2 separate regions of the Mus musculus genome follow, and region 1 is linked to region 2. A link is a loop called in an ENCODE intact Hi-C map of the cell type or tissue named here. Cell type or tissue: left cerebral cortex. All regions are shown on one strand. Each heading gives the region's core, and the rest is flanking DNA. Links, peaks and the distances in the headings are about the cores only.

Region 1 (7,684 bases), core at 969-5,968, 160 kb after region 2:
AGAACAGAACTAGATTCTTTAAGACAGGCAGGCCTGCACTGCCCCCTCGAGCTGCCTGGTAGGGGCATGTTCTTTGTTGTGAAAATGGAACCTAATGGCTGGTCAGTGAACTAATGCTTCCATCCTGGCCTGGTCTCTAACAGGCCTGGTTTGTGTACTACTTATCCTTGGGATAATTTGGAGGCACTGTCCCTTAGCTCAATTCTACTATATGTGAGCTAATGTCTCCTAAGCAAATGGTGATCTCAAAGATGGGGGAGAAAGACCACTGACTCAAATCATCATAGCAAATGAACTGAGAGCTTCTGGGTTTTTTGGTTTGGTTTGGTTTGGTTTGGTTTTTCAAGACAGGGTTTCTGGCTGTCCTGGAACTCACTTTGTAGACCAGGCTGGCCTCGAACTCAGAAATTCCCCTGCCTCTGCCTCCTGGGATTAAAGGTGTGCGCCAACATGCGCCTGGCTAAGGTTTTTTATTTGTGTACACGAGGTGCTTCTCCACACCCCCTTAGGCAGGGTTCAATAGGTCAGCCTTGGGTGTGCAGAAGACAAGTCTATTTGTTGTTGGTTTTTCCCAGATAGGGTTTCTCTGTGTATCTCAGGCTGTCCTGCACTCAGTCTGTAGACCAGGCTGGCCTCGAACTCAGAAATCCGCCTGCCTCTGCCTCCTGAGTGCTGGGATTAAAGGCATGCTCGCCACCACCGCCCAGTAGTAATTCCTTTTTAACGTCAGTGGTTTTACTCTTTCTTCTCTATCACTTGATGGTGAGTTCCAGGGATTTCCTCCTCTCTCTCCTCCAGCTCAGGGATGACTGGTCCCTCTAGGGATCTTGATTGGGTTTGTTTTCTCTGTCATTTAAACAAATGTCAGGGAAAATCTCAAGTGTTATCAACTATAATGTGGCAAGGGGTACCTGGCAGGCCCATGCCAAGGCATGCCCCTGAGAAATGACTCCCATGCAACAGAGCTGGTACAAAGGGAGTTTATTGGGGGAAGGGAAAGATGTGAGGACCTGGGAAAGACCGACAGCTGCAAGCAGAGCCATGAGGCCAGAGAAGAGGAGGTGGCACAGAGAAGGACAGAGGAGAGGAGTGTGGGCCTGGAACAGAAGCACAGGGGTAGGGGGCAGTGGCACGTGCTAGGTCCCTGGCAGGAACCTAGTAGAATCATCTATAAGCTACCATCAAATGCATCAGGGAAAATCTCCAACACTGCTGAGAAAATGAGCTGCCGAAGACTGGCTTTTAATTGGGGACAAGAGAAGAAATCCAGCAGGGAGGGCCCTCTGGACGCTCACAGTCCAGTCTTTCCTGGAGGACTTTCCTGCTTTGTTCTTGTAAGGCTCCCCCCCCCACACACACACACACCCCCCAATTTACTGCTGGTCAATTGGAAAGGATAAGCCCAAATCTTTGATATAAACAGTGCTGATCTGGCCTTGAGCTTGTTAAACAAGTAAGTCTGTCAGGAGGGGGCCCTACTGGCTGGAGGAAAAAAAGCCCACCAGGCCTTTATTTTAAGCTGCCAGCAGGTCAGTGGGGTGAGGCAGAAGGCAGCCATCTTGGACGTTTGCCACATTTATTATGTAATCATGGTTCCTCTCCCTGGCTGCCTCAGACTGGCTAATTTCTAGTCCCTTAGAAGGTTTGCAGTCTTTCTTTGCAACCTGCCATAAACATTCTTCATTAGCTGTGTGAAGCTGAAGTAGAGAAGGGTTTCCTGCCTTTTTTTTTTCCCCAACTGGCTTCTTTTATGAGTTAATCTCCTCTTCCTCACTCCTTTCTCTTTTAGCAGGGTCTTACTATGTAGTCCTGGCTAGCTTTGAACTTACTAAGTAGAAGAGGCTGGCCTCAAAATAAGAGATGAGCCTGCTTCTGCCTCTGGAGCGCTAAGATTAACCTTTATGTTAATCTTGATGTAGTCTCCAGTTTGATCTCCTGCCACACTAATGAGATCAAAGTTCAAAACAAATACAAATGGTGTTATAAAGAATTTGTTAATAGATTTGCTTAGGAGACATGGAATTTAGCTAAGGGAGCACTGCCTCCAAAATACCGGAGGTATGTGAACCAGGCCTCTTAGGGTTTTGGCAGAGAAGTATCTTGGCAGGTCAGGGCTAAGGTAATGCAAAGATCACACCACAAAACAGATTCACACAAGAGTTTGATTTGAGCTGGGCAGTGGTGGTGCATGCCTTTAATCCCAGCACTTGGGAGGCAGAGGCAGGCAGGAGGATTTCTGAGTTCGAGGCCAGCCTGGTCTACAGAGTGAGTTCCAGGACAGCCAGAGCTACACAGAGAAACCCTGACTTGAAAAACAAACAAATTTAGGATACTAGGGTGTAAATTTTTTTTCCAGATATTAGACCCTATTCCCAACAAGGAGACACCTCTGATATACAACCAGTCATTAATCCCTGATTCTCATTCCCAAAGAATACCTCTAACAAGATGACCCACCTGGAACAATTATTCAAAGAAAGAAAGAAAGAAAGAAAGAAAGAAAGAAAGAAAGAAAGAAAGAAAGAAAGACCACTGGTGTACTTAAAAATAATTCTAGCAATATGCAGTATCTTTGCTGTGTGAACCTCTTCCCTGCCTAAGGGACCAAAGTTACAGTCTCCTGTCTGTGTTTAAATTGTTTAAAGTGTAACCTGGAGCTAGGACTCAAAAAAGATTTAAGGATGACAATGTTCATGGACTGTATAATCCTAAAGTTTATAGAAACCTTCTGATGGGGGTCAGTTCTTATTTGGGCATTAACCCCAATTGGCTAACCGCTACTAAAGAGCTTTCATTCACCTCTAGTTTGAGGACTGATTTCTCACTGAGAAAGCATATCGCTTCTCTAACACTAGGACATGCCCTTTCCAAGAAGCCTTCTGTGACTACCTAACCCAGTCTCCACTGCATGTGCCAGGTCAGCATGGTTCTAACAGAAACCTGATACTGTAACTGCCCTCTCTTTACACATTTGATTCCCTGAACCTCTCTGTGAGGAACCATCTCTTTGTACCTGCAGGGCCTGGCTCAGCGACTGGAACTGTGTGTGTGTGTGTGTGTGTGTGTGTGTGTGTGTGTGTGTTTTCGAGAGCGGACCCCCCCACCCCATGCCCACGGGGAGGTGTGGTATGCCAGGGGGTGGGGCAGTTCTTATCTCAAACTTATTGTACTTAGTAACCCTTAATTAGAAAGTTTGGGGAGGGCTGGAGACATGGTTCAGTGGTTAAGAATATTACTTCTCTTACAGAGGACTGGAGTTCCTTTCCCCAACAACTACCAGTAGCTCCAGCTTAAAGGAGATCTGATGCCCTCTTCTGGCCTCTGAGAGCACCTGCACTTGGCGTTTACAGACATAATTGAAAGTGATTTAAAAAAAAAAAAGTGCCTAAGTGAGCATGTGACCAAATGGAATTATTCTGCCAACGGGCTAGACTGGTGGTGGTCTTGCAGGCAGACCCCCCCCCCATAAAGCCCTTTACAACATTTTCATTTCGTGTTATGTTTGTGCAAGCATCCACATGCTATCCTCAGACAAACCGATTCACTTTCCCCACACGGCCTTATTTGCATTTAAAAGCGAAGGCTGCAAAGGAGAATTCCTTTTGCCAAAGAGGAATTTCAAGCATCTGTTGCAGACCAGAGAGAAGAAAAGAACGAAAAAATTTTAAAGGGCTAGAAGCTGATTTACGCAGAGCTACTACCAAATCATCCTACAGAAGCAGGGAATTTTATTTTAGTCCTAAATAGCAAAGACAGCCAGCCTGAGTTCTTGGACGAAGTCCCTAAGGGAGCTGGGATTTGGAATGACAATGCCTGCAAAAGCTGGGGCGTTTAAGGAGCTGCAGCCCTGTTCCTGCTCCAGCTGAGTCTCCACCCCTTCCCCCTCCGTGTGAGCAATGGGCAGCTGCCAGCAGCATCCTGGATCCAGTCCAAGCAGCTTGCTGTCGGCAGCACAGGCCTGCGGGGCCGCAGGGTCCTCCCACCCTTTGCTTTTGGATGGGCATTATTAGCTAGAAAAATGCTCCGCGTTTTTCTTGTTCGTGTGGTGTAACCTGCTCGCCGCAGACGCGCAACCTTTCTCCAGTAATTACCTCCCACGCTTGGGAAAAATCTCAATCTCTCCCCCCACCCCCTTTTTCATTACAGCAGCCAATTCAGCAAACTAGTTTGTATCACCAAGGACAAAGAGACAGCCTTAACGATTGTAATGACGCGTTTCTTTCTTCCCACCATTTCTCCAGTGAAAGGGGCACGATGACCTCCAGTCTCACGGTTTCTGAAATCAAATGCACGGACTGATCTCCTTAGTCCGGTCTGAGAATCTGGTACTAAATTGATGGGCAGCTAGTGACCATGGTCGGTTTCTTGGAATGGAGGAAAGGTGTGCCCCAGGAATATCCCACCATCACCACCACCGTACCACCACCCCGCCTAACCACCACCCATTTGTAGCCAGCCTGCTAGGCAGGAAAGAGGATATTGGAAAGAGACATTGTAGCAAACAGACTATTGAAACAACAGACACTCTTAACATTGTAATTTCCCTAGGAACCTCATACTCAGAAAAGGGAAGGCTGAGAGCTGAAATGGAGACCAGGTTCTGTCTTGTCAGGTGACCTTGCTGGAGAGACTGAAGCAGTGGAGGATGGGAGTGGAAGCATGACGACACAAGAACAGAGGACAGATTTCTTTGTCCCTTTTCCCAAGGTGGTCAAGTTGACTAAAACTCCTTTTTCTGACCCTGCCCCGCTTTGAGACAGGGTCTCTGTACGTAGCCCTGCCTTTCCTGGAACTGTGTAGACCAGTCTTACCTAGGCTCCATGAACAGGAGGAGGAGGAAGAAGAAGAAAAAGGAAAATTTATACTTTGATAGACTTCATGGAAGCTCCTTAGCAACTGCTTTGGGGAGGGAAAATACATCAGCTGATTAAAGGGCTCATTATTCCACCTGTCTCTCTAGCATAGATCCAGTGAACCCGACTTCCTGAGGGGTGGTCCTTGGCCAGAGCACTGGATTATATAATAAGCAGGCCAACTGGATTAATTCAAGGGACAATGCCATGTCTCTACCCAGAGAGAGATTCCATTCTCCTGACCAAGAATAGTTTTCCTTTAATAGGCTTCCAATGTCACTATAAGTCACAAGGGGGAAAGTCACCCAAAGTTGTCCTCTGACCTCCATATGTGTGTCCCCTCACATATAAACATGAACACACGTCATACACATACATACAATTATTATTATTATTATTATTATTATTGGTTTTTCTGAGACAGGGTTTCTCTGTGTAACTCTGGCTGTCCTGGAACTCACTCTGTAGACCAGGCTGGCCTTGAACTCAGAAATCCGCCTGCCTCTGCCTCCCAAGTGCTGGGATTAAAGGCGTGCAACACCATGCCCGGCTCATACAATTATTTTTTAAGCCTGGATGTGGCCATATACACTTGACTTCAGTGCTGGGGGTGGGGGTGGGGATGGGTGGAGGATTACCAGGGCTTGGAGGTTCTCAGCCCAAATCTAGGCTCATTGAGAGAATATGTCTCAAGGAAATATGGCACATAGTGATGGAGGGGAATACCCTGTGTCCTCCTCTTACCTCCACACTCACATACACACATGTACAAGTGCTTGCACGAGCACGCACGCACGTACACACACACTTTTTAAAAAAATATTTATTTATTTATTTATTTATTTATTTATTATATGTGTGTGCACTGTAGCTGTCTTCAGACACTCCAGAAGAGGGCATCAGATTTTTGTTACAGATGGTTGTGGGCCACCATGTAGTTGCTGGGATTTGAACTCAGGACCTTTGGGAGAGCAGTCAGTGCTCTTAACCGCTGAGCCATCTCACCAGCCCCCCCCCCACACACACACACTTTTTAAAAGGAAGAAAATAACATTTTCCAGTGTTACTTGGGTGTGAATGTGTGAGCTCTTGAACATGGTACTGGATGTAGTTTTAGGTGTCTGCATGATTTGGTCCTTTGTGTAAACTTATATATCCATCACAATAAAAATAAATTGTTTAAATATTATTAATAAAATAATTTTCGCCTACATCAAAGTAAAGATTATAGGTCTTTTTGTGGAGTGCTTTGTCTAACATTCACAAAGCTCTAGGTTTGATTCTTAGCCCTGAATAAGTCAGGTATGCTGTTACACACTGTTATCCTAGCATTTAGGAGGTACAGGCCGGAAGATCAAGAGTTAAAGGCTAGCCTCAGCCACCCCAGGACTATATGGGAACCTGTCCCAAAATAATTAAAACCAGGGAGAATACTTGTTCTAGTGAAAATGACGTGGTCCAGAGTACCACATTCTGGCTGGCCACTTATCTGCTGAGGTAGAACCTAGTTGCTTTTAGTTTTAGGTTATTATAGATGGGTGCTATGAACATTTCTGTATGGGCTTTGCATGGGCGGGAACCTTCTTTCTTCTAGGATAAATACCAGGAGTTTGATTGGCAGGTTACACTGTATAATTTTTTTTAATTATATGTATTTGTCTGTTTATTTCGGGCTAAAGAGATGCAGGGTTCCCTGGTGCAGGGTAAGCCTCCAGTTTACCACTGAGCCACATCCGTAACCCACTGATATGAGCTTTCAAGAAACTAAGAAACTCTTTTTTTTTTTTTTTTTCTTCCGAGACAGGGTTTCTCTGTGCAGTCCTGGCTGTCCTGGAACTCACTTTGTAGACCAGGCTGGCCTCAAACTCAGAAATCCACCTGCCTCTGCCTCCCAAGTGCTGGAATTAAAGGCGAGCGCCACCACTGCCCGGGCTGAAACTAAGAAACTCTTATTCCTGAAATAGATGCCCAGCTCCATCCCAGGTGGGCAGCTGCCTGAAGAGCTGCATTCAGAAATCCCTAGCCAGAATCCCCACCAGGATTCATGGCTTTTGCAAAGATGGATTTCAGAGTGAGCCAAATATGAATCTGAGTTGATGTATTAAAAATACAGAGGAAGGGCTAGAGAGATGGCATAGCAGTTTCGAGCACTAGTTCTTATAGAGGATCCAGGATTGGTTCCCATCACCCACACGGTGCCTTATAACCATCTGTAAGTCCTGTTCCAAGGAATCTGATAGACTCTTCTGAACTCTGAGGACACCAGGCAGTCACATGGTACACACACACACACACAAGTCACTCATGTACCTAAAATAAAATAATTGTTAAGAACAGAAAAGAGTGCAGAGAGAGAAAGAGCAGGAAGCGGGACACAGGACACGTTTTTCTTTCCTTCCTTCTTTTTTTAAATTGTTGAGAATTTCCTTCTGTTTGTTTGTTTCGAGACAGGGTTTCTCTGTGCAGCCCTGGCTGTCCTGGAACTCATGTTGTAGACCAGGCTGGCCTCGAACTCAGAAATCTGCCTGCCTCTGCCTCCCGAGTGCTGGGATTAAAGGCATGCGCCACCACTGCCCAGCAAGAATTTCATATAGACATATGATGTATATTAATCAAATCTACTCCCTCCATTCTTTCCCTCCAGTCCCTCTCCTGTGCCATACTTCATTTCCCTCCCAACTTCATGACTTTTTTTTTTTAATCTGCTAAGTCCACTTAGTGCTGCTTGTCTATCCTTGGTTGTAGAGCCACGACCATCTGTTAGCTTCTCAGGGCTTGCATCGCTAATGTAAACTGACTTTTCCTCTTTAGCAGTCATCAGTTGACAGTAG
Region 2 (7,632 bases), core at 2,633-7,632:
CTGAGCTTAGATGGGTCCACTCTAGTATCCCCTCACCACTACGCCACTAGACCCCAGAGAACCAACCTATCTTCTAGTATTTCTGTACTTTCTGAAGTCCCAGCTTGCACTCAAAACCCACCCTCCACCCTGGGGCACCAGGAGCAACTTCATATGCTTTCCTCCAGGCTACAAGTACTTACCTTGGCTACCTCCCAAGGGTCTTTGGGCCAGAGGCCTGGCTTGCAATTTCCCCAGTGCACGTCTCCATTTCTGTTGATGTGATGCCTCAAGATCTCGTGTTTCCACTCTGCGCATACCTGACACTGAGGCTGAAACTACAGAGGGCAGAGGTGAGGAGGGACTGGGGTGGGCGGGGCAGCAAAACAGGAACACCCCGGAAGTAGGAAGCAGTCCCGCCCCGGGAAGGAAAAAGACTGCAAGCATACGGAATAGGGGGACAAGCTGTGGAGACGCGCCCGAGTTCGGGGTCAGCAGCTCACCTGGCGAGCGCGCGGGCTGCACCGGGAACCGCCGCGGCAGGTAGCATGGGGTCCAAGGCCAGGGACTGCAGCCAGCAGTCCACGGTGAAAGGAGAGCACTTCACGGTCTATGAAACCTTGCAGGCAGCTGCGCAGCAGCAGCAGGCAGTGTCCTGCTTTCACCCAGTTTTTGTACTCGGCGCAATTGAGGCGGGCTGCCAGCTCCGACACCACCATGTCTTACTCCTGAAGGCGGGGCCGGCGGTAAGCACGCGCAGCACCCTGGGATGCTCCCACGCAGCGCAGGCGTAGCCCAACCCCCAAAACGTCCAGACGTTTAGCGTCACTGTGCGGTGTACACTTCAGAGGCTAGAGGCTGGCCACTGTTTCCGCTCCAGGAAGTGGCAGCTCCACCCCCGCTTAAAGGAACCGCTTTGGTTTGTGGACATGGAACATTTAGACTAATCCTTTTAAAGCTTTAATTTTTATTCCTGAATACCCTGCCAACCCTCTAACCAACCTGATCCCCTCCTGATGTGCTGACCTTTTTATTGTAAAGAGGAATGCTCAAGGTGTGTTTCTCGAATGACATGTTCCTTGCATTGTGCAATTCTACAAAATTAACTCATCCCTAAACCCACTGAACAGCAAATTCGGGGTATCAATAACATGCTTACCCTCACCTGAAGCAGGGGGCCTATTGTATTGTGTGCCATGCTCCCCAGTACATATGTTAAAGTGACACTAGGACCAGAAACTCCTTAACTAGAGTACCTGGCAGGAAGAAGCAAAAGGGATAATGTACTTCCTGGATTTGGACAGCTCAGAAAAGGGTTATTTCAGCTGCACAGGGAAGCCATATGCTACACAGACCAGAATGCATTAGATTGTCAACATCAAGTGAGAAAACATGTTTTAGATGCTTTGAGTGAGGTTTTTTGACCTTGGCAAACATATTGAAGTGGTATGGAATCAAAAGAGTCGGAAGGAACACTGTAAACAGAGAAGCCTTGCACAGGCAATGGTAAGGACCACTAGCTCTGGGCTCAAACTCTCAATTTTTTGTGTTTTGATCTTGGCTGATCCTAATTTTAATATTATTAAGACGTTATTTCCTTCTTTGTAACTCGGTTTATCATCTGTAAGAGGAGGTTATTAATACTTACCTCACAGTGTGGTGAGGAGCATTTATACAGATGGGAACACTTACAATGATGCCTGGCACACATTAAGCTTTGAGTAAATGCTAACTTATTTTATATTGACGCAAATATGCTCTTTCATCCACTGTTTACATTATTGGACATTTTATCAAACCACTGGCCAGTTGGAAGTGGGGACAATTTATAAAAAATAGAGACCAGATGTGATGATCTGAAGACTCAAAGTACAGTCAGTGTAGGCAGGCTCTGTAATACTTTAATAAAGTATATACCAATTTTGTCTTACTAACCTCAACATTAGACCCATTCAAAGCAAATGATGGGAAATACCCTATTCCCATCAAATCAAATCAAATCAAATCAAATCAAAAATTCCAAAAAAAACCCACCTCTGAATGAAGTCTACATTAGGACTTTCCTTTTTCTGACTAAAACATTTTCTGTAAGTATGAACTTTGTATCAAGAACAACTGAAAGGGGGGCCTGGGAGTAGGGAACAGCCCTGTTTTCCTGGTACTCAGAAGTGGGTCACTTGGACTTAGGAGGTTCAAGGTCAGCCTGGGCTACATGGCAAGACCCTGTCTTGTTTAAAAAAAGAAAGAAAAAGCTTAATTGGAATTTCTCTTGGAGGGGAAAAACATGGCAGAAAAACCATGTATGCCTATCCTTAAGTCCGTTAACTGTCAAACAACAGTCAGTCCCTGCAGTTACTAAGTGGCCTTATTTTTGATGACATTCCCCCTTTTCTCTTAACGTGAAAAGTCCTTTTATACTTTTTGAAATGAAATTTTTGTAGATGTAAAAGGGAAAAGGGTGAATCAGGACTGATGTCTTCTTTCAGGGTTGAACTAATACTAAGCCAGGATTACAACCCAAAACATCTTCACCAAAGAGAGTTGGTAGTTCTCTGAAACTTGTATAAATTTTATTTATTACCGTAAATACTAAAATCACATTGAAAACACCTTAAAATCAAGTTCCAAACCACCTACTAGAGAAAAATCACTATGGCATCCAGTTTCTTTGATTGAATCTGGTTAACAAAAGAGGCAAAAGACATGGTTCGTGGTGAAAGTTACGATTCAAATGCTAAGTATTTCCAAGCTTTAATAAAGTATATACCAATTCCAAGTACCAAGCATGATATCAAAATTCAAATTCATTGGTTTACTCTTAATAAGCATCAAAATCAAATTCTGTTCATTGAATCCTATCTTACTTGATTTACACAATGCATTCAAAGGTGTTATAATTAGGAAAAAAGTAGCCATTGAATGCATCATGTATAAAAATTCATTTAACATTTTAAAACCACACTTAAAAGAGAAAATACCTGAAAAGTTAATTCTATTAATAAAATTATTTGAAACAATATCATCCTGCAGATAAAAATACATTTCTTGTATATACATGTAGATTTCTACATGAAAGCTAGGATTCAGCTCCAAATAGAAAAGGATTGACTCCTGATCAAGACATCTTAGATTGCCGAACCCATGTGATTAGTACTGTGAAGAGAACTGGAAACAGAAGGAGAAAAAGGTTAAGCTAAAGGAAGAATCAAAGTTTAGTCACCTACTCTGGAACAGTGGCAGAGTTGGGTGAAAAGCAGGAGATGAAAGCAGAAAAGAGACAAAGAAGACAAAGAAGGCCTCAACTCTGACTGCAAGGGAGACTCAAGCCAAGTTGAGGAGAACACATGATACAGTTGCAGTAAGATACTTAAAAAACTAGAATTTCATGGTTATACTTGTAGAAGCTCAATCATCTTAAAATGTAATCAGACAAACATCTAAAATTTCATCAAGGATAATACATTGTCTAGATAACTCAGCATGATATTATCATTTAAAAAAACACACAAAACAAAACAAAACAAAAACTCCTCCAAATAACATCAAGTTATCAGAAGACATTTGAATCACACCATATTCATTAAAGTTTAAAAAGTCCCTGACTGGCTTCAAGAGACAGTACAGTACTCTTAAAAAGAAATCCTATTGAGATGTACCAGTGCCAGAAACTCCACTGAACACTGGACAGGCACTGCACTGTGGACTTTTTAAATGACTGGACTAGGTTGTGACCAGCAAAACGTCCTATTGTCTTGCTGACGACAGATTAAATTGAGATTGTTTAGAACAACCCCAAATGGGCTGGGGAAGGTAAAAAGTTAAATAAGATAAAAGAAAAACGTCATGCAAATTAGAGCAGTCACGTTTTTGTTCCTAGTTAATGCTGTATACATTTTTAAGTATACCTTAAAAATGACATTTTCCTAGCAAAAAGGTTCCCATTTTCTCACATATGAGAATCGTATTCTTTGGGATCCTTGATCTCTTTTTTAAAGACAAAGCTCTTTCATTTTAGCAAAATCCTATACTGAAAAACAACTGAGGTGCTAAAGACTATCACCAGTCAGGTTAGGAATGTCTGAAGAAACTAACCTTAAAACAAGAATGTTTTTGGTCAAATTTCAGACATACATAATTAAAAAACTGACTGGCCCCACCAGATTAAAGATGAAGGGAGGCCCTAAGAACTCTAGAGAGCTTATACATACACAAGTGTCTCTTTTAGATCCTAGTTTTATTAAATATTGCTTCTTTGGGATGTGTTTAACAGCTCCCAAAACCATTTCGGAGTAAGGATTCAAAGCGGGCATATTAAAATACAGCTTCAATATAAAGTTTGTCACAGTTTTACAGTATTCAAAACTGACAGACCTGCCTTAAAAAATAAAAATAAAAATCAAAAAGGACCATTACACCCAAAACATAAGAAAACAATTAAATAAACAAGTTTGGCATTTTCATTATTTTATAGTATAAAACAGAATATTAAATCTATTACTGGCACGAGGACACTGATCTGTTACCTAGTTTGAAATGTGTCGCATTTAAACACACTATACAAGTTCACTATACAAAAAAATTGATGGTCTTTTTGATGAAGTGCACCCTGAAAATGTTGCCAGTTTAGAATATTTAGCTCTTAAGGTTAAAAAAAGTCCTTTTCCTTTTTAAAACTGAAGGCTGAATTCAGCCTTTTTGTGTGTGTGTGTTGTTTTGTTTCATTAGTCAGCCTTCCTGGTTTAAAAACAATAGTGTCTATGGACGCCCACCAGGGGGCAGTGTAAGATTAGCCATTAAATCACGAACAGCTGCAAATATTGTGCATTCACCTGCAACAGAGAAAAATGGTCATTAGCTATTCGCAGTGGAGGAGAGACGTTAACACACCAGTGAGGGAAGGGATGGTTAAAATCAGTCACGAATTTGAAATCAAAGACGTTAAGTATTTTAAACTATTCAGATTTTAGGCAGTAGGAACTGGTGTGGTGTAACATTATATTTGGGTTGGGCATTGTTTTTGTCTCAGGAAGAAACTGGGAGCACATGTCAAGTTTAAACAGAGAGAAAGAGATGCTTTCAGTGCACGGAAGCAGTGCCACATTGGATAAGACTTGAACAGTCTGACTCTAGAATACTTAATGCATTCTTGATCTAACGATAGTTCTAATGTATATCAGTGCATTAGTTATGACATCCGTGATGTCCTTCCAGCTAACTCTGCATGAAAGGCCAGATAAGGCTACTTCCACTAAGTTATAGTAATACTGCTGACCAATACAATGTTCTGCAGCAAAAGAAATGTCCATGCTCTACACAGCACTACTTTGGCTAAGAAATTCAACATTTTCATTTTATATTGTAGTTAGGTTAAATTTTAAATTTGGCTAGTGAAGTTATACTGCACAATGAAAGTCTATGACAGCTCATAGAGATTGTTGGCTTCATGGAAATATTTGACTTCTAAATTTACACATTAAGACTGAAGTCAATTAAATACAAAAATAAAGGAGGTTTTGTTTCTGTTTTCAAAGGAGAAAAGGTTTATTAAGCTTAGGTATTTTTCCCCTTTTCTTTTCATTGTAGTTGTTATAAGACAACGAATGGTCTATGTAAGCCAAACTGGTTTAGAACTCAAAACTCTCCTGCCTCAGCCTCCAGGGGCAGAGATTACAGGTGTAACACCACTGAACCAAGCTAGCATTTTCCCTCAAAATGTTTGCACTGTGGGAGAAGGGCAAGGAAGCTGACATATCTCATGGCAAGGATGTAAAAACTCGATTGTGGAGGTACAACTCATACTCCTCATCCTCACGCCAAACTAGATCCTTCCTGTTAGAACAGGCTTTGACACTACTTATGGCTGATAGGGGGTGAACGGAAGCCCTCATAGGAATTATGGCCTGTCAAAGGGTAGGACACTGTGTTCCTGTGCAAGTCACTGCCAGTCTTTGCTCCAAGCACTGGAAAATGAGGGTACAGACAAAAGGACAAAGGAAATCCAAAGGTTTGTCCAACCAAAGAAGGAACAAAAGAAAAAAAGAAAGCACCCCCATAATACCTTACCAATTCTTAACAAACTGCGGTGCGTATGTGTGCATGTACATGTGCAAGCGCATGTGTGTGCATGCATGCCTGTGCATACAGGGACATGCATACACACTTTGACACTTTACACTGATAGGTAGAAAATTTGCTAGATCACAGTAAGATCAAATCATTTCCCTTTTAATTTTTCAATCCCAGTGGATAGGACATACTTAAAAGTTATCCATATGAAGGAATTATGTTTACCATCCGAGTTCTACTAGACTGCTAACTTGAGAATTGTGATGGCTTTAAATTTTGATTCCTGAGGGCCTATTCTCAGCTGAAGAGAAAGGTTAAAGAATGAAAGCAGAAAGTTGTCAGAAGTATTCTAACAAACGAAGCACACTGTTCTCTACTGCCCAGTGGATTCCTTAGAAACTGAGGCAAGCCCTTACCTAGGTATGGAATGGGGGAACAGATAGCTTTTAAAAACTTCCTTTTCCCCTCAGGATTCCTAAAACTTTTGACACTGATACTTTAAAATGTTTCAGAGAACAGCTTTGTCCTCATTTCTCCTAATTCTGTTTGCAAGCTATTCTAAGGCTATAAAGAGGACTTCCTTAGCATCAGGCATGAGCGTACATTCATAAATATTAGAAATGAGCAAAACTGAAGCAAAGTTCTCTTTGCTGAGCTTCATGATTTAGACCCCCAAATTTGGCATTGCCAGGAGTTAAGTGTGGGCTACTCCATTGTCGAAGGGACCTCATTTATCTGTCAAGAAACACTCTGGTTTCCTGGGAAATGTCCAGTCTCAGAGCTTCACTGTGCGTTCAGGGTAAAGGCTCACTTGCACCCGCCTGACACTTACATAAGAAGCCCAAAAAGCAGCGATGCCATTTGTATCAGCTTTTATTCTTCACAAAACATTTAGAAGATACACAACTTTTGATAATAGTATTCTATTCATGATCGAACCATGGAGTATGAGAAACCAACATGCATTCCAACTTTGTGATGTACAGAGCGGCAGGTACTGATGGCAAGGCAGGGATTCACAGCCCCGGAAAAGTCTATCATCCTAACCTAGGGCTTTGTGGCAATGTGTGCTATAAATACAAGCTTCTGGCATTGGCAACTGGCTCAGTCCCAATAGTCATTTGCTAACAAAAAAGTCCAGGCAGCAGAGAAATGGACAAAACTGAAGAACCAGTGAGAAAGAAAGAAAGCGACAGGCAGACACTAACTAAGAGGGCCATGGCAACAGAGTACTAGTGCTAGGATTGGGATGCAGAGTAGGGAAGGAGGGAGAAGAGAGGGAACGGGAGGGAGGTCTCTCTAAAAGGAAGTGTTATAACATATATGCAACAAAATACCATCTACTGCTCATGTACCTTGTCGTGGAGGGTTCATCTCTGCAAACCTCTTCAGAATGTTGCTGACCATCATTGGCGCAGCAACAGAAGAGTTCTGCTGTCTGGGAATGTCTGCCTGCTGAGTGGTACCTGAAGCCATATCATAAATAATTGGAACTATTATACTAACAGGTTCTTGGGGAGGGACTGATGTTTTCTGAGTTAGTTGAAGCTGTAGATAAAGAGAATAAAAACAGAAAATCAAATATTT

What was found. Hi-C counts contacts between places; a loop is a spot of excess contacts. Peaks named below come from ENCODE experiments on the same cell type or tissue, not always from the same donor. Only the 100,000 strongest peaks of a DNase experiment are listed, where the experiment ranks them.
Region 1: it touches region 2 in a loop (5-fold over the local background); 18 of 42 quality-filtered maps call a loop at or near these places.

What each region holds. Positions count from the first base shown.
Region 1 is chrX:12,836,498-12,844,181 of GRCm38, forward strand. No RefSeq gene overlaps it. Among named protein-coding and RNA genes, the nearest start is that of Gm14634, 78 kb to the left of the region's middle. In left cerebral cortex, for the core only: a CTCF peak has its summit at 3,321 (motif pointing left); DNase peaks (open chromatin) are centred at 1,556, 3,349, 3,796 and 4,627; H3K4me3 peaks cover 1,102 bases; H3K27ac peaks cover 1,235 bases.
Region 2 is chrX:12,672,844-12,680,475 of GRCm38, forward strand. Med14 (mediator complex subunit 14) reads right to left here. Exons shown (of 31, transcript NM_001048208.1): 30 at 7,401-7,593; 31 at 2,528-4,808. The coding sequence ends at 4,735. 1810030O07Rik (RIKEN cDNA 1810030O07 gene) reads right to left here and starts at 796. Exons shown (of 7, transcript NM_175141.6): 1 at 483-796; 2 at 183-317. The coding sequence starts at 698. In left cerebral cortex, for the core only: a CTCF peak has its summit at 4,746 (motif pointing right); DNase peaks (open chromatin) are centred at 4,765 and 5,814.